Linked DNA regions of Homo sapiens: all the other regions are linked to region 3. Evidence: read pairs that join two places in POLR2A ChIA-PET (ENCODE). Cell type or tissue: MCF 10A. All regions are shown on one strand. Links, peaks and the distances in the headings refer to the core of each region. The heading gives the core; the rest is flanking DNA.

Evidence for each region. Peaks named below come from ENCODE experiments on the same cell type or tissue, not always from the same donor. Only the 100,000 strongest peaks of a DNase experiment are listed, where the experiment ranks them.
Region 1: POLR2A ChIA-PET joins it to region 3 with 5 read pairs; 1 of 35 experiments calls an interaction of 5 or more read pairs at or near these places.
Region 2: POLR2A ChIA-PET joins it to region 3 with 5 read pairs; 4 of 35 experiments call an interaction of 5 or more read pairs at or near these places.

Annotation. Positions count from the first base shown.
Region 1 is chr1:116,129,207-116,134,755 of GRCh38, forward strand. It overlaps MAB21L3 (mab-21 like 3), which reads left to right. Exons shown (of 8, transcript NM_152367.3): 8 at 3,926-5,549. The coding sequence ends at 4,159. Among named protein-coding and RNA genes, the nearest start is that of MAB21L3, 21 kb to the left of the region's middle. In MCF 10A, for the core only: no CTCF peak of the experiment used is centred there; DNase peaks (open chromatin) are centred at 1,375 and 2,825.
Region 2 is chr1:116,355,777-116,361,325 of GRCh38, forward strand. No RefSeq gene overlaps it. Among named protein-coding and RNA genes, the nearest start is that of ATP1A1, 15 kb to the right of the region's middle. In MCF 10A, for the core only: no CTCF peak of the experiment used is centred there; no DNase peak of the experiment used is centred there.
Region 3 is chr1:116,265,970-116,271,518 of GRCh38, forward strand. No RefSeq gene overlaps it. Among named protein-coding and RNA genes, the nearest start is that of ATP1A1, 100 kb to the right of the region's middle. In MCF 10A, for the core only: no CTCF peak of the experiment used is centred there; a DNase peak (open chromatin) is centred at 2,392.

The DNA of each region.
Region 1 (5,549 bases), core at 270-5,269, 140 kb before region 3:
GCAGCAGAGCCTGACCTGGACTGGGCAGTCAGGGGGCCTCCCTGGAGAGGGGGCCTTTGACCACCCTCCCGACTCCCTCTTTCTCAAATTGTGAACCACACAGAGTGAAGTGTACTCTCATGTAGCAGCTCTGTGCAGCCTGCTGGAGTAGGGAGGTAGGAGACTCTTGCAGGACACCCCAGCCCAGCCTAGCTAGTGTGGGCTGTGAAGCCTAGCTTCAGCCCTCCTCCCTGGCCCCAGAAAGGATGGACTCCCTTTCTACTCAGGTAAGCACAAGTCCCTGGGGCAGTCACCTATCTGTGAGGTGCCTTCCTCACATACCTCTTCCTTCTCTCATTCGATGGACAAAACTGTCTTCCAGCCCCATGTTACTCTGTCTGCTCTAAAGTAACTTATTGAAGGACAGATACCACATTGATCTTGTCCAGCTGGCATGCTGACCTAACTCGATGTTCTTATTCATTGGGAGAAGGTGAACAAAACCCCCATTATCTCTCCCAATGCTTTGTACATAGTAGCGCATTAAATATTTGTTGAGCAAATGAATGAGTGGCTTCACATCTTACTCAACTTTTCTCTTTTTTTCGCACAAAATCACTAACCTTGCTTCACCTTCTTATCTTTCCAATAACCTGTCCATTTTGACCTGCGGAAGAATCTGTTAACATCTCATTCACATGCACTGGGGCTTTTCTCTGGAGTTCCAACATTCTCAACGTGTCCCAAGCACACTTCCCTAAAAACACGCAGGCTGTTCTCCTGGATGGAGGGCATGTGCTTGCAGAAGATACTTTGATTCTTTCTGTGGATTTAGCTTCTCTTGCTTTCCTTTATACAGGCCACACTAGAAGAGGCAGAGCTGAGACGCAAACTCAAGTCTATCTCATATCAAAACCTCATAACCTTAACGATTGACTTCATTACCTCTCAATTAAGATGGATGGAAATACCATTCGGTGACATGAATATTTCAGGCAGGATTGAATGGGGCCACCATGGATCTCCCAGCCATGGCTGCTTGCAAATCTGTACTCCCCACAAGGGCTGACTTCTATTCTGATGGCTCCTAAGTCACCTGGTGGATTTTAAGGCAACTCCTTAAGGATTCTCTGTTTCAATCCTCCCTGACCCACCTGTGTGGCACAATAGGGCATCCTCAAGGATGGGCATTTTTTTTAAGTGGGCTATTTCTGGAGTAAGATAAACAGAAAGTGCTAACTGCCTTTTTCTCTGGTCTTCCATCCTTAGTCCACAGACAGAATTATCTCCCATTTAGGCATCCCTGCCCTTGAAATGAATGTGGCTGGTGATAAATGTGGTGCTAGACACCATCCCAGATGATGACTTGAGTGTGCTGGATCCTTGCCAAATCTTCATTTTGAGGAAAGTGGAAGAGGTTGGGTTGCAAAACAGCATTAGGAAGCTGTGGCACTCAGCCTTGCCTCACCTTAAGTCTGACACTCTCTTACAAGGCCCTCACCTTCTCCCCAAAAAGGCTCTGCCCCAAGACTATTTCATGTGAAGCAAAAGCTTATCTTTTATTGCCTTATTTATTCCTAAAACCCACTCAAAATACATTGGCTTGCTTATAATGAGCTTAACTGCCCCAGTTTGCTTAGGGAGATAAAAGCTTAATTAACAAGAGGAATTAACATTTTTTCTGGTATCTAGGTTATCTTCGCTTGCATGAAATTATCTCTAACTCATTTATTCATAATAACGTAATCTAAATACATAGTTGCTATGAACTTACAACTGCTCTAAAAAATAAAGACTGTATAAAAATAACCCAATATCTAAACCATAACATTAATGGATAATTCATTAATTCACTTATTCAATAAATGTTTATTAACTTCCTCTCATGGGCTAGCCTTTGCTGGGTACTGGGTAGCTTAATAGTGAATAAAAATAGGCATCATTCACTGCTCTCATAAAGTTTATAATCCAGTAGGGGAAATGATAAAATTAATCACATAAATATAAAAACTACTACTGTTGTCGCTGCTTCTTATGAGAAGTACATGACTAAGAGAGTGTGCAATGGGTGTACTAGGGAAATTTGATCTGATGGACAAAGAAGGGAAAGAAGTGTGCCCTATGCAGCCGAAGCAGGATGTGCAAAGGCTCTGTGGTAGAAGGGAGCATGAAATGGCTGGTGTGGCTACATGAAGAGAGCAAGGGAGGACACAGGTCAAGATGAGTCTGGAAAGGAAGGCAGGGACCAAACCTTATAAACCACACCACATTAAGGATGATGTTTTTAGCTAACAAACAATGGGAAGACCTTGAAGTATTTTATTTTATTAATTTTTTTTTTGTTTTTGAGACGGAGTCTCGCTTTGTTGCCCAGGCTGGAGTGCAGCGGCATGATCTTGGCTCACTGCAAGCTCCACCTTCTGGGTTCACGCCATTCTCCTGCCTTAGCCTCCCAAGTAGCTGGGACTACAGGCACCCGCCACCACGCCTGGCTAATTTTTTGTATTTTTAGTAGAGATGGGGTTTCACCGTGTTAGCCAGGATGGGACCTTGAAGTATTTTAGATGAGAAGGGAAGTAGATGTATATTGGCAGCAGTATGGATGGTGATAATTTGGATGGTGGCAAGAACAGGGATGGGCTGATGAGATCGCTACTGCAGAGGTCCAGTGAGATGTGGAGGCAGTGTGGAGGGGGATGGTAGAATAATACTGGAGGTGAAGGTAAATGGGTAGACTCGAGAAATACTTAGACAAGAGGATTACAGGACTTGACTGGGGACGGTAAGGGAGAAGGGCGACTCCTAGGTTTTCGTGTTGCACAACTAGCTAGTTAAGCAACTCTGGAGGCAGATCAGGTTTGTGCAGGAAGAGCAGGGGTTCAGTTTGGGCATGTTGGGACTGAGATAACTTTCAGATACTCAAGAGATACACGATAAGCAGGTCAGAGGAGAAGTCTGGGCTGGAGACACAAATTTGCAAGTCATTCATATGTAGTGAGAATTAGAGCTGCTGTGGTGGAGGCAACATAGAGCTGAGGAATGAATGTAGACTGAGAGGAGAAGAGGGCCTAGAATTGAGCCTCCAGAAACTCCACTTCTCAAAGGCAGGCCAAGGAGTAAAAGCCTGCCAGGGAGGCGCTGTAATGCTAGGAGAAAAAACCCAGAGAGCAGATTGCTTGGAAGTCAAGTGAAGGATGGCTCAGGAGGGAGGGTGTGGGCGAGAGAACCAGGTCTGCTGAAAGGTCAGGTAAGGTGCAGGCTGACAAAGGCCTATTAGATTTAGAAAAGTGGAGATCACTGGGCCTTGACGAGAGGAGCCTTTGAGGATTAATGAGAGAAGAATCCATATTGGAGCAGACTGAGGCAAGAAATGGGAGGAGAGGAAATGACCACAAATAATAGAGCCGACTCTCCAGAGAAGCCTGGATTTGCAGAGGGAAGAGTGAGGGCAGGAGGCAGATGTGGGGTTGGGGTTGCAGGAGAGCTCTCAACTTGTGAAAAGCAGTTGAGGAAGAGGGTAATCAGTCATATACAGTTCCTGGAAGATGGGATCCAGGGCCCTGTGGAGGGATCAGCCCCACAGGCAGAAGAGGCAGAAGCAGGGAGGAAGAGAGGTGGGTGCCGCAGTAGGCAAGATCTGTCTGGTTTGGGAGGATGAGGGGTTCCATTTTCCCCGTAAAGTAGGAGGCAAAGACATTGCCTGGATTAGTGAACATTGGAAATGTTGGAGGAGAGTGAGGGAATAGATTAGGGAAGAGGTGCGGGAGACCAGCTGGTAAACTGAAGGCCCACCTGAAGTTGGGGATTGTGAATTCATGGTAGATCCAGTCTGCCCAGGCAACTCTTTTCTCCCTCCTTCCAAGGCCACATAAGCTCAATAATTGTTTCCAAGCTATCCTCCTCAATTGCCCGAAACAATGTCTGACAGCACTTCTCCCTTCCACAGACTGTGCTCTTTTGGACCTGCGAGAAATATCCCCACTTTAAAGACTGGCAGGTCTTCAGCAAAGCATTTCTGCGCCTGGTGAGGAAACTGCACAAGTGCGTGAGCCAGCACTTCCTGAAACACTATTTCGTCCGGAACAGCAACCTCTTTCAGTGCACCAACCCGACTGAACTGGACACTGTGGCCCAAAAGCTGGCCACCTTCCTGAAGAACCCCCAGATCGGCCCGCCCTGATGGTTGCCCCGGCCTGGGAGGCTCTTGGACATTTTATTCTGGCTTAACATTGTTCTTTGGATGGTTCCTCAGTCAGGTGCCAGGATCCTGCCTAGGAGAAAGGCCACGAATGGCAGCGGAAATTACATCAAACCAGAAACACTTCAGCAGGGGGAAAACTGTGCCCCAGGATGTCTGGCCCAGGCCTCCCTGGAGCCCAGCAAGCATTTCTGCCCTAGCTAATTCTCCTGGAGACAGCTCTCATCAGGCTTCCCCAGGCACAGATTTGGAACTGGTGACAGTTCTGAACTTAGTTTCCCTTGTTCAGGCTGTGATCGTCTCACAGTGAAGATGGAGACAGAACCCCTGGAAGTCTGGACATGAGCCTGCTGGCCAATACTGTGCCCAGCCCACTGATCATGGGCACATTCTCCTGCCATTTGTAAAATGGGAATGTTAACGTGCCTACCTCTGAGCAGGGCTGTGTGCCTATGAAACTGTGCTGGCGCCTTTTCAAGGGGAAGGCATTGGATCAACACAAAGTGTTCCTGGTTGGTTGAGTAGCTGGTGTTTGCATCCTGGATCGGTACCCACAGCACTGACGCAAAATTGCACCTGATGAGTTAGTGAGCCTGTGCTTCCTTGCTGCCCTCCAGCTTCCTTAGCATGTGGGTCAGTGGCTCCTGATGTTCTGTCTGCTTCGCTGGTATTCTCTAAGCAGGGAGGGGAATGGTTTTGATGATAAGTGTAAGTCAAAGATGAAAGTACAACTCTTGGCCTGATCCCAACCATAGCCCTCTCTTTGCTTCCCATGCCATGGGCCATGGATGGAACTTCCTTATATATTTATGTAAATAACCTAGTACTATGATCTGCATGGAGTGACCTTAGGTGTCTGTCACTGCTCAGTGTGTTCCTTTGCTCACTTCATTCACTCACTCACTCATTGACAAATAATGCTCATTAGGCACCGGGAACACAGCAAAGAGCAAAGTGGATGAGGACCTCCCCCTGGGGATGCCACCTAATGGTGGAGACAAGAAATGAACGACAGATAAACACGCACAGTTATTACAGATGGAAGCAAGTGCTTCAAAGGAAATAAACAGAATGTTGAAGTAGAGTCCACAGAAAGGTCCCCGAAGGATGAAAATGCAAATAGCTGAAGGGGAAGGAAAAGTGACCAAAGGCAGGCATGGTGGGGCTGGCATGAGTCAGAGCACCTGGCCTTGTAAAGCCAGGAAGGAATCAGTATTTTATTCTAAGATCAAAGGTGTGACATTTGGCCTCTCCAGAAGCAGAAGAGTATCACGATCTGACTGCATTTTAAACAATTGTTCTGGTAACTGCATGAAGAAGGTCTGGGGACTCACACAGGAGCTGGGCACTGAGTGCTCTTGAGCCACCCATT
Region 2 (5,549 bases), core at 192-5,191, 90 kb after region 3:
GAGACGGGGTTTCGCTATGTTGCCCAAGCTGGTCTTGAACACCTGAGCTCAAGTGATCTGCCAACCTCTGCCTCCCAAAGTGCTGGAATTACAGGTGTGAGCCACCACACTCAGCCTTGTGTGTTTTCTGAATCAAAATGAATGTATACTTTTCCATAAGCAACACAAGGACTCAATTACAATGCATGAGTTTGTTCATGGCTAGGCACAGTGGCTCATGCCTATAATTTTAGCACTTTGGGAAGGTGAGGCAGGTGGATAGCTTGAGCCCAGGAGTTTGAGACTAACCTGGGCAACATGGCAAAACCCCATCTCTACAAAATACGCAAAAAATTAGCTGGGTATGGTGGAGCATGCCTATAATCCCACCTTCCTGAGAGGCTGAGGTGGGAGGATCACCTGGGCCTGGGAGGTGGAGGTTGTAGTGAGCCAATATCATTGCTACACTCCAGCCTGGGCTACAGCGTGAGACTCTGTCTCGAAAGAAAGAAAGGAAGGAAGGAAGGAAGGAAGGAAGGAAGGAAGGAAGGAAGGAAGGAAGGAAGGAAGGAAGGAAGGAAGGAAAGACAGAGAGAGAGAGAGAGGGAGGGAGGGAGGGAGGAAGGAAGGAAGGTTGTTAAAAATAAGCACGTCAAGAATAAAACTAAAGTAGAAGACTTATAAGACTATATTTTCATTTTTCATAATCAACATATGTATCTCTAATACACACATGAAAAGTTCTTAAAAGTAAGCACTGCCACTCAGCTTTGCATCATAGTAGTAGCCACTTTTAATAGATTTCTGTTTTAAAAGAACAAGATTGATGAGAAAAGAAAGTATATACAATGTTACTGAAAAATGTAGACATGTCTATGTAGGATTTTCTATTGCATTTTGATTCTTTCTAATTTCACTCTCAGTGAGACATTTATTCTGGACATTCTGGACGTTATTAACCATCATCTTTATGTACTAATTACTTTACCCATAACTATTCATATTCCAACTCTTTTTTGAAAAGCCTTTTGGATATTCCCAAACCACTCTGACCTTTCCCCTCCTGGGAAGTTTCCATGCAGTACTGAATCACTCATTCTCTTAGGTCCACGTCATATCCTTCCTATTTTGTGCAGGGCCCCTTTTTGTTTTATTTTCTCCTTTTCACCCTACAGCCTCAGTTCTCACTTCTCTCCCTTCTCCAGCACCCACTCTACTGTATTTAATGTGTGTCCTTCCAGTCCAAATTGCAAATGTTTGTTTAGATAAATGTATACCATAAGAAAGTCTTTATATGTCTTTGCTTTTAAATTACATAAATTACATTGTGCTAGAAATCTTACTTGATTTCTAACTTTAATTCCTTCAACATCGTGTTTTTGAGAGATATCTGTGTGTTACATGTCGATCTAATTTAATACTTCTGCCTGCTGCACCCTTTTCTGTCAAATGCACACACCAAACATCATCTATGTACTTCAGGATGGACCCTCATCCTGAAAAACTCTTTCATGAACCTCCTTGCAAATTTACTGTACTTACTGTTTTATATGAGGATCAGGGAAACTGTCCATAGAGAGAAATTTTCTTTTCTTTTTTTGAGACAGGGTCTTGCTCTGTCACCCAGGCTGGAGCACAGCGGTGTGATCTTGGCTCACTGCCACCTCTGCCTCCCAGGTTTAAGCTATTCTCCCACCTCAGCCTCCCAAGTAGCTGGGACTACAGGCATGTGCCACCATGTCCAGCTAGTTGTTTCTATTCTAGTAGTGACAGTGTTTCGCCATGTTGGCCAGGCTGGTCTCCTGGCCTCAAGTGATCCATCCACCTCAGTTTCCACTATGGACAGTTTCTCTGAGGCATGTACTCAGAAAGGAGATTGCTGAGTCATAGGATCATGCATACAAGATTTCTATAAAAATTGCTATATTGCTTTCTGGAAGAGCTATAGTAATTTACCTTCCCACACCAGCAGGGCAAAGGTTTTGTTCCAACTTATACTCAATAGCCCTTGGTGTTGTCTGATTGTGTAGATTTTGCCAATCTGATGGATTTGAAGTACCATCTCAATAGTGCTCTGTTGTGCTGTTCTCTGATTGATGGTTAGGTTGAGTATCTATGTCTTCAGGAGATTATAAACCACTCAGGATTCCCCTTCTGTGAATTGCCTATCCGCATCGTCTTTTTTTCTATCACTTTTTTCTATCTTTATTATTGCTGACCTGCATTAATCTCTGGTACATTCTAGCTATTGATACCTTTAAAGTTTTAGGCATTGCAAAGACTTCTAGAATGTCACCAGTCACTTGTCACTGTTAACTTTGTTCACGATGCCCTTCATTGAACACAAGTCTTTCATTTTTGATTAGTGTACAATTCGTCAATTTATTTCTTGACAGCTTGAGCATATGAGGCTTTATTTAATAATTTTTCTACCACCCAAGGGCAAACAGATATTCCCCTACATTTTCTTCTATTCACTTTACAGGTTTCCTTTCACATTTTGAAATTACTCCATTTTGAGCTTTTTTTTTAAATGGGTCAATATAGGGATTCAACTGTATTTTTCTCCCTATAGTAATACTTTTCTCTGAAGTATTTTCTAAATTGGCCTTTTCTTTTGCTATGCACTTGTCAAGCTGTCCCCATCATTACTTATTTTTCACAGATGCACAGTTTGATTTGGGGACTTTTCATTTTTCCCTTTCGTCTCTTTGCTTATTCTGCACCTAAACTTTATAACATCAGTTACTATGTCTTTCTCAAATCTCATTTTCTAGTAAAATGGTTCTATTCTTTTGTTCTTTTTCAAAATTGCTTAGTTACTCAAGAGCCTTTATGCTTTCTTATAAAATTTAAAATCAGTTTACCATAATTTCAGAAATTCCTACTGTGATTTTGATTGGAATTGTCATGAAATACATAAAACAATCTGGAGACAAATGACATAATAGCAACAATAAATTGCCCTAGTCATTTATTTAGGTCTTTTCTTTTTTCTTTTAATAGAGCAATAGAGCTAAAATGTTTTTCTCAGTAAAAATTCATACATTCTTTATTACTATAATACCAGACACTCTTGTTGCTTCAGTAAATTATATCTTTATATATAATTTTATAAATTCATGCTATATTTGATATTTGTACCCTGTGGTGTCTTCAGGGCTGCATATGAGAAGAGGGAGCCAACACCTGAGGGATATGCCCTCTTGTTTGTAATCATATTTAATATCTATATATTCATGCACATATTCAACATCTTGTTCCATTGGTAACTAGTGGTCCCAATAAAACTGGAATCTTCATTAAGATGATTACCTGAATACTAAATTTCATATTACTTTCCTAAAGACTTAGTTCAGTGCTATATACACATAGACAGGAGACAGCTATAGCCTGAGAGGTACACAGCTGAACTGAAATCAAAAGACTTGAGTGAAATCTTTTCTGTACCTCTGACTCTGAGCCAGGCCATAATCCCTCTGAATCTCAGCTTCCTCATTCCTAACACATGATTAATGAGGTTGTCACAAAAATTCAAAGAGAAAATAGATTTATCATGCACAGAATTTGACATGTGGAACCAATGCCCTGCTATTTGAATCTAAAGGCAAGAAATGCTTAAATCAGCTACAGCCAAAGAAGAGTAATGGCAGGAAAGCATTATAACTTCAAAAACTGTTTTCCAGTGGTTAAACATTATTACCAAAGTTACTTCAGTCAAAGACATCAAAGAAAATTTATAATCTTGTCTCCAGATAACATGTACGTTCATCAGTTGCGGCTGAAAAGAAAAGTTCCCACCACCCTGAAGACCATCACTGGCCCTGGACTTCCTAAAGCAGCCCAAGAAACATTTTCTCTGGAAATCTGGTCTTTTGTGTGAGAGTGAAAGCTACTGTGGGTGTTGCAATACTTTTCCTCTGCAAAGAGATGATTTTAGCAGAATCCCAAATAGCACAATAGAATTATCTGTATTCATATGCAAATAAGCACATTTTAAAATATAGTTGAAACAAATAGGAATCCCTTTTATTTCCAATCTCATCTCATGTTTCCATAATGGAGATACTGGGATTAAAGATGATTATAAAGTGAATGTAGATTTGTGAGAAGTAGGCTATCATGAGAAATGCTGGGGGTGTGGAGCCCTTGCAAACACTTCCCAGGATCCGAAAGCAGAAAGGATAGAGGAAAGGCATTAGACTAAGCCATGAGAGTCATGGCAGGAAGAGGATTTGAAGAATGAAGCTTGCAGCACTCTTGTTGAAAGACTGAAGGTAAATGACTGGGCACCTCTTCAATAGCAGCCCTCACTGACCACACTAACAAAAATATTCCCCACACAGCCCCACCTCCTCCCTAGTTACTCTATCATACCACCACCACCTGCTTCATGGTTCTCTTTGAGCTGATAACTATGTTGTATTATCTTGCTTATTTGTTTGTTTGTTTGTTTCCTTTGCTGTTATTTATTTCTTCCACTAGGCTGGAAACTCTGGAGGAACAGGGACATGGCCTATCTTGTTCATGTGCCTCGATCAGTGCTAAGCACAGAATGGACATTCAATAAATGCTATTTGAATGCAAAAAGGGAGTCCAGATCTATCAGAAATGAGGTAATAGCTGTTTCTTGATTTTTTTACATCACACATGGGCATTAGAGGATCTTTGTGGTAGGAAGTAAAATGAGAGGATAGAAACTTACTATAAGGTGCTTTTGTGGAACAAACAACTGTTCAGGTAAGTGCCATCTCAAGCAGTGCTTTGAATTGATCTGCCTGTAACCCTAGGAAAAAAAAAAAGGATGACCATACATTGGCCCTGACCTGTGAATCTACACATTCCTGGGTTTATCTTTCAGATAATTACTGTGGAGTAATATGAGACATAGAGTCTATGGCAATGGCCTTGAATAAATGAGTAATGCAACAAGTTATAAAGTTCTTAAAAGAAAGCCTGAGTATATCTCCTCATTCTTTTGTGCTTCTCTAGCCTATTTCCTTTACATATGGTGGCTGGAGTTGTGAGGGGTGAATTTCTATAAAGTAATAATCGATTGTTCTGTTTTTCCTTTGCTCATACCCCTCTCACTTTATTTTTTGAGGGAGAGAACAAAGAGAATAGGACGGGAAAAATGTCAGACTTCTAATGAAATTACAATTAAAAAAAAAAGAAAGTGATAACACTAAAACCATAAGGCAAACCAGCAGGGGGTGTTAAAGATAAAATTACCACTCAGAAGTCAATGGAAATGTAGTTACAGGCAATTATTGCATGTTCTCTGAGTCTCTTATAAGTGAATTGACCTTTAAAAATAAAATTGCTCTTGATTGTTTTTTAAATCTCATTTTCTGTGCTTCTGAGATTATTTCCAACTGATGTCCATATACTTTTAAAATCTCCAAATGGATTATTATAAATAATAGTTAATCAAAATTTCTTAGATTATTAACCTTCCCTTAAATTTAAAAAATATTTATGTTGTGTATCTCACAATCAATAAACAAATCATGGCAGTGCCATAAAGCAGGCTGTCACACAGTCATGAAATAATCTGTTTTAAGCACTAT
Region 3 (5,549 bases), core at 285-5,284:
TGTTTTGTTTTAGGCTTTTAGCAGCCTGAAGCCATGGTTTTTAGTTTCTGTCTCTAGTAATAAGCAGATAAGAAGGATGAGGAAGGAGCTTTACTGGTCCAACCAGAAACAGAAACTAAGAACCCATGACTGTATTCTCGCCCTTGGACACCCTAAAGCTTCCGGGTAGATAGGCACTGCACCCTGGGCCTGCAGGATGGTCTGGTGCCAGGTGTGGCTGCCTTCTCAGCCCAGTTAGTCTCAGCCTGGGACCCCCTGGCTCTGGGCATGTAGATTTTGGTCTTTCTATTGTTTTCTCCTGGCAAGACAGCAAATCAGAGGGGCTCAAAGAACTCAAGGCAGTTTTCTATTGTCCATAATAGGTGGGAATGGGATTAGCAAGAATACGTAAAATCCACACTCCACCTGCTTCTTAAACAAATCCTTTACTGTAATCACCCACAGGCTCTAACATTGATTGATCTTATGTCCTCTGCCTAATCCTCCTCTGGTGGGTGTATTAATGATGAGAGCCTAAAGGCAGCTGGCAAAGAGAAGGCTAGAGACAGAGTGAAGAAGGGGAAGAACATCTACAAACTGAACCATTAGTCTGAATAATTGAGAGCTGACTCTGTTTGAAATTTGACTTTTATAATGGTTTGGCCAGAGCTGGGGCCCAAGAGGCTCCCTTCTAGCCTCATGATAACAACCATGGGGCCAAAAGCCAGGCCTGCACAGTGCTTTTCTAAATGGAACAGCTGCTGCTATCGTCACCCAAAGGAAGGTGTCTCCCGGGGCCAGCAGTCCCTAAGCAGTCTTTCAGCCATATTATTATGAGTAGGGAAAGGCTCTGAGGCCAGGCCTACGTAGCCTGGAAGGACAATGGCTTATATCAATTGGGGTTGCCATCACAAGAAGGAACATGTTAACTGGGCCACTGGCTTAAAGGCCCTGAATTTTGGAGCTTGGGAGGATTTCGCAGCTTCCTTTGTTTTTCCTTCAATCTTACATGAGAGAGTTTCATGGAATTAAGATTAAGGCAGGGACGGTATTTGCCACAGGTAGCGACTTGCCATCTCTTGGCCAGGTTGGCACCAAGCCCCATTGTGAGTGAACCATAGGCTGGGTCACATTCACTTTGCATTTGTGCGGGTAGCAAGTTGGGTCTATCTGAACACACAATCTGCAAGTTCACTAGCAAAAGAGTTGTTTACTGTACTTCTTTAGCATGTGGGGTCAACTCATTGACCCAGAAGGAGGCCATCAGAGATTTGCAGGAGACAGACTGGGACTCTATCTAAGCTGATTTCCCCTGGCAAATGACTGAATCCCTCCACACTTCAGTTTCCCCTTCTATGAAAAAAGAGGGAAAAATGTTTGCCACTCAGAATTGTTAGGAGGAATATAGGTGATCAAAATTCTTACAATGTCAAGCATGACAGTCAGTAAACTTGTCTTCCCCTTATATACCCAGTGGTAGCTGCATTTGCAGTCTCCTGACAGGGGAGACTGTTCTCTTCCAAAGCAGAGTCCCCAGGCAGGAGCTACTGTTGGCATAAAACCATCTGTTGAATTGTACTGTTGTTGCATGGAAGGCAAGAGGACTCCTAATGTTTGATGTCTTTGGGGCTTTTGCCTTGAAGGACAATGGGGATAGACCTTTGCCTCGGAAAAGGAGCGACTCAAGTACAAGGCAGGTAAAACCATGGAAAGCAACAAAAGATCAGGGGACCCTTAGGCTGCTGTGAAGACCGTACCATGAAAATCGAGATAAGGTGGTGCTTTCCTCAGTCAGCAGGAGCACCCAGTCAAACAGAGCACCTGGCCCCCGCCCAGCGAATGAAGAGTGGTTGATTCATGAAGAGCCTGGAATGGAGACAGCACCTGTCAGAAGAGGTGATGGGGCATGAGTATGTGTACCAGGTTCAGAGTTCGGGCTCCTTCAGTCCAACTGACCAATAGGAGAAAACGCTGAAAAGAGACGGTGATTCAGGGCTGGCAGTGAGGAAGTCCCCAACTTTATCAATGTACCTGAATTATTGTTTGGTTCTTCCTGTCTTTGGCTTTTGATAGTTGTGGTCCTCAGCCAAGAAGAGACAGAGGAAATGGAACAGAGGGTGTTCCTGAGAAATATGGGGGAGGAAGAAGTTATTGTCAACTGGCGCTCCCGCCTGCAATTATTGTGGTGTTGGCGTTCCTCATACTTCCCAGTGCCGTCCCCACCACTCATTGTGCTGGCTTGGAGGCACTCGGTTCAGAGTCTTCAAACCCTCCTCCTCAGCCTTGGCCAGGCTGTCTGTCTCCTCAGGGCAGCCAAAGAAGATGAGCTCATTTCCAGAACCCAAGAGGTGGCTCTGACCCTCTCTTCCCAGTTATTGCTGAAGTTGGGTGGCTGAAACCAGTCAGGGCATCATGCTGGCACCAGGCCAGTCTTGCATCAGGCAAATCTGCTGACTCATCTCTCTCTTCTAAACAAGCTCTGAGAGTTGGCATGCAGGAAGCAGCACCAAGGAGTCTGATGGCGTGGGCCACCTGGCAGGGACTGACCAAGGGGAGGCGAGGAGCAGCAGCCACCTGCCACCCCAATCCCACATTCTTCTAACAGCACCAGGGACAGAAAATATGTGCCTACCCAAGAATTTCAGGGCCACAAGTAGAAACAAGTATATCATAACAGGGAAGGTTGCAACATGAGAAATATGCTTTCCCTGAGAAAAGTGGATAACTTGACTTGAATGATCTTCAAAAATTATGTTTGGTGTTTGGAAAAGCTTAGTGGATTCTTTAAAAAGAGCTACACATTAATATTTGCAAATAAAAGATATACAAAGAATAAAACAAAAAAAATGGCCCATAATCTCCTCTCCCCCAACCTCAGATAATTGTAGAAGTACTTGATTAGATAATATATATGTACAAAATAAAAAGTGAAAGCTCCCATCCCCTGACTTATCCCTCTCTTAAACGCACATTTTTACGTGCTTTTTCTTTCTTTCCCATGGGAAAACAATGTATGTATACCCCTACATTTCCATTTGTCCTTAAACATCTTTAGTGTACCAAAACCGCCTCAGGTTTGCACAACTTCATGGAACACCAACCACATTGTACTTTAGGGTGTCTTGAACAGGGGCAATATTCCCATAGCACACAGTGTGAATGGTGCCCACCAGAGCCGCACAGTGTGGTAGGAGTGCTGTTTCCACATCATAGTATATCCTGGAGCTCTTTTCAGATCAATACATACGGATCTATCTCATTTTCTTTTAAACATCTGGTTTCATAGATTCTATCATTTGGATGTACCATCATTTCTTCAACCAGTCCCCTGTGGGTAGACAATTCATTTCCTCCTTCCTCAATTATAAGAACACTCCAATTAGCATCCTTGTACAAATATATTAGCAAACTCTTGTGAATGTCCGTAGAATAAAGTCTTACCATTGGGATTCTTAAGTACATACATCTTAATTTTATAGACATTGCCTAATCAATAACTTCATTTTAAAGAACAACTACTCCAAGGAGCAAAACAGTTTCCCTGACTTAATTCCTCCCTTGAAGGAAGGTGAAAAGGATTTACCTGACATTGTAACAGAGTCCCTTTATGACCAAAAACAAGATTAACTGGGTATGAATACAGATTGGGTGAATAAGAGAGAGGTGGATTGGATGAGGAAGAATAAAGAAAATTCTTTAGAATTTACAAAGGACTGTCATCTTAACCACTGATATGAAGAAAGGTGGACAAAAGGGCTTAAAAGGCCTCTTATTCTCTATAACTTGGTTGTTCACCCTAGAGGGACTTTGTCGTTCATGAGTTAGTGACATGTTGCATCTATAGACTCATCATACATCAGTGAGAGCCACCAAGCAGCTCAGAAAAGAAATGGAGGTTTAACCATGCGCTCTATGCTTTTACTGTATGTGCTAGGATTTTCTCAGAGATTCCATTATTGAATGTGTGTTTCACTTACCTACTGTAGCTCTACAATAAAGCAACATTATCTCTCATCCTTCTGTGGGTTGACTGGACTCAGCTGAGTGGTTCTCACTTGGGGTCTCCCATGTCATTGCAGTCATATGCGGGCTCTTGTTTCAAATGGAATTTCCCAAAGTAATTTGTAACTTTCCCCCAGCCTCCTGTAGCTATTATTCTCCTGAAGACAGGAGGATGGAGGATTGGCCGTTAGTGTTTGGGTCACAAGAGACATACCTAACTCAAACTGACTTAAAGGAAAAGATGAATTTACTGGCTTAGGTAACTTCAGGAATACTTCAGGAGTACCTAGATCTAGCTGTTAAAATAATCTTATTAGGAATTTGTTTCTTTCCATCTCTCAAATTATTTTTTTCCTCTATTAGGTTCTTTCTCAAATAATGCCACCAAGTGCTCCAGGCTTAAGATTAACAACCTTGGGAAAAAGAAAACATCTCTCCCAGTGGCCTCAGCACCATCCTGAAGCTTTTATTGGACTGAGTGGGTCACATGTATATCTCTGAACAAATCTTCATGGCCAGGAGAAGGGGATGCACTGGCCAAGCCTGGGCATTTGGCCAACCTCTGGGTCTGGGAGATGGAATCAGCTTCCCCCTAATTGTATGAACTGATATTAAGAGTGAATTACTTAGTAAAATGAATGTGGAAGAAGGGAGACTGTAGGCAAAGACAAAAGATGTCTACCTATAAGGTCCTTACCTGGGACTGGTGTGACAATGCTTGGGAACAAGTCACGCTTTGGGTGAACCTGTGGTTCAATTGGCTTTTGAATCCTCAGCTGTGATTAGGAGAACACTGAGACTTTTTCACCTTTGACAGTGGTCAGTAGATATATAGAATCATGGAATCATTCAATGGCTGAGACCCTGAGGACCACTGACTCCAATCCCCCACCTAGTGGTTGAGTCCCTTCCACAGCTCCTCTGCAAACACTTAGAAATGCTCGGTGGCAGGATGTTTGCTCACTGCCTTCAAAAGCAATCTCTTCCATTATTAGGCATCTCTATGTGTTTTTAAAGTTATTATAAAGTAAAGTAAATACTAACCATCTAAAATTGACTCCTACATGTTAGACACTGGGCTGTACACTTTACATGTCTTATTTCAACTTCATTTTACAATATTCCTGTGAAAAGAGTTACTGTTATTAGCCCTGCTTTACAGAAGAGGAAACTAAGAGCAGGAGAAATTAAGTAACTTGGGTATTTTGAGGACAAAAATCCTCATGGTATACCTCTGCATTGTGAAGGTCTGCCATTCTGTAATTTTTACCCATTGATCTTATACTTTGGCCTTTTGGAGTTATTTGGATAACTCTTCAAATAATTTCAGACAGCTACAACATATCTCCTAGGGCTTCAGTCTTCTAAGGTAAGCATCCATATACCTTCTTACATTCTGAATGTAAAGTGGTTTACAGAGATTTCACCAGATGCCCTTCTCTGGGCATGCAGAAGTATGCCTCTTAAAATGTGCTTAAAACCCACTCTGGGCCAGGCAGGTGCCTCACGCCTGTAATCCTAGCACTTTGGGAGGCCAAGGCGGGTGGATTGCCTGAGCTCAGGAGTTC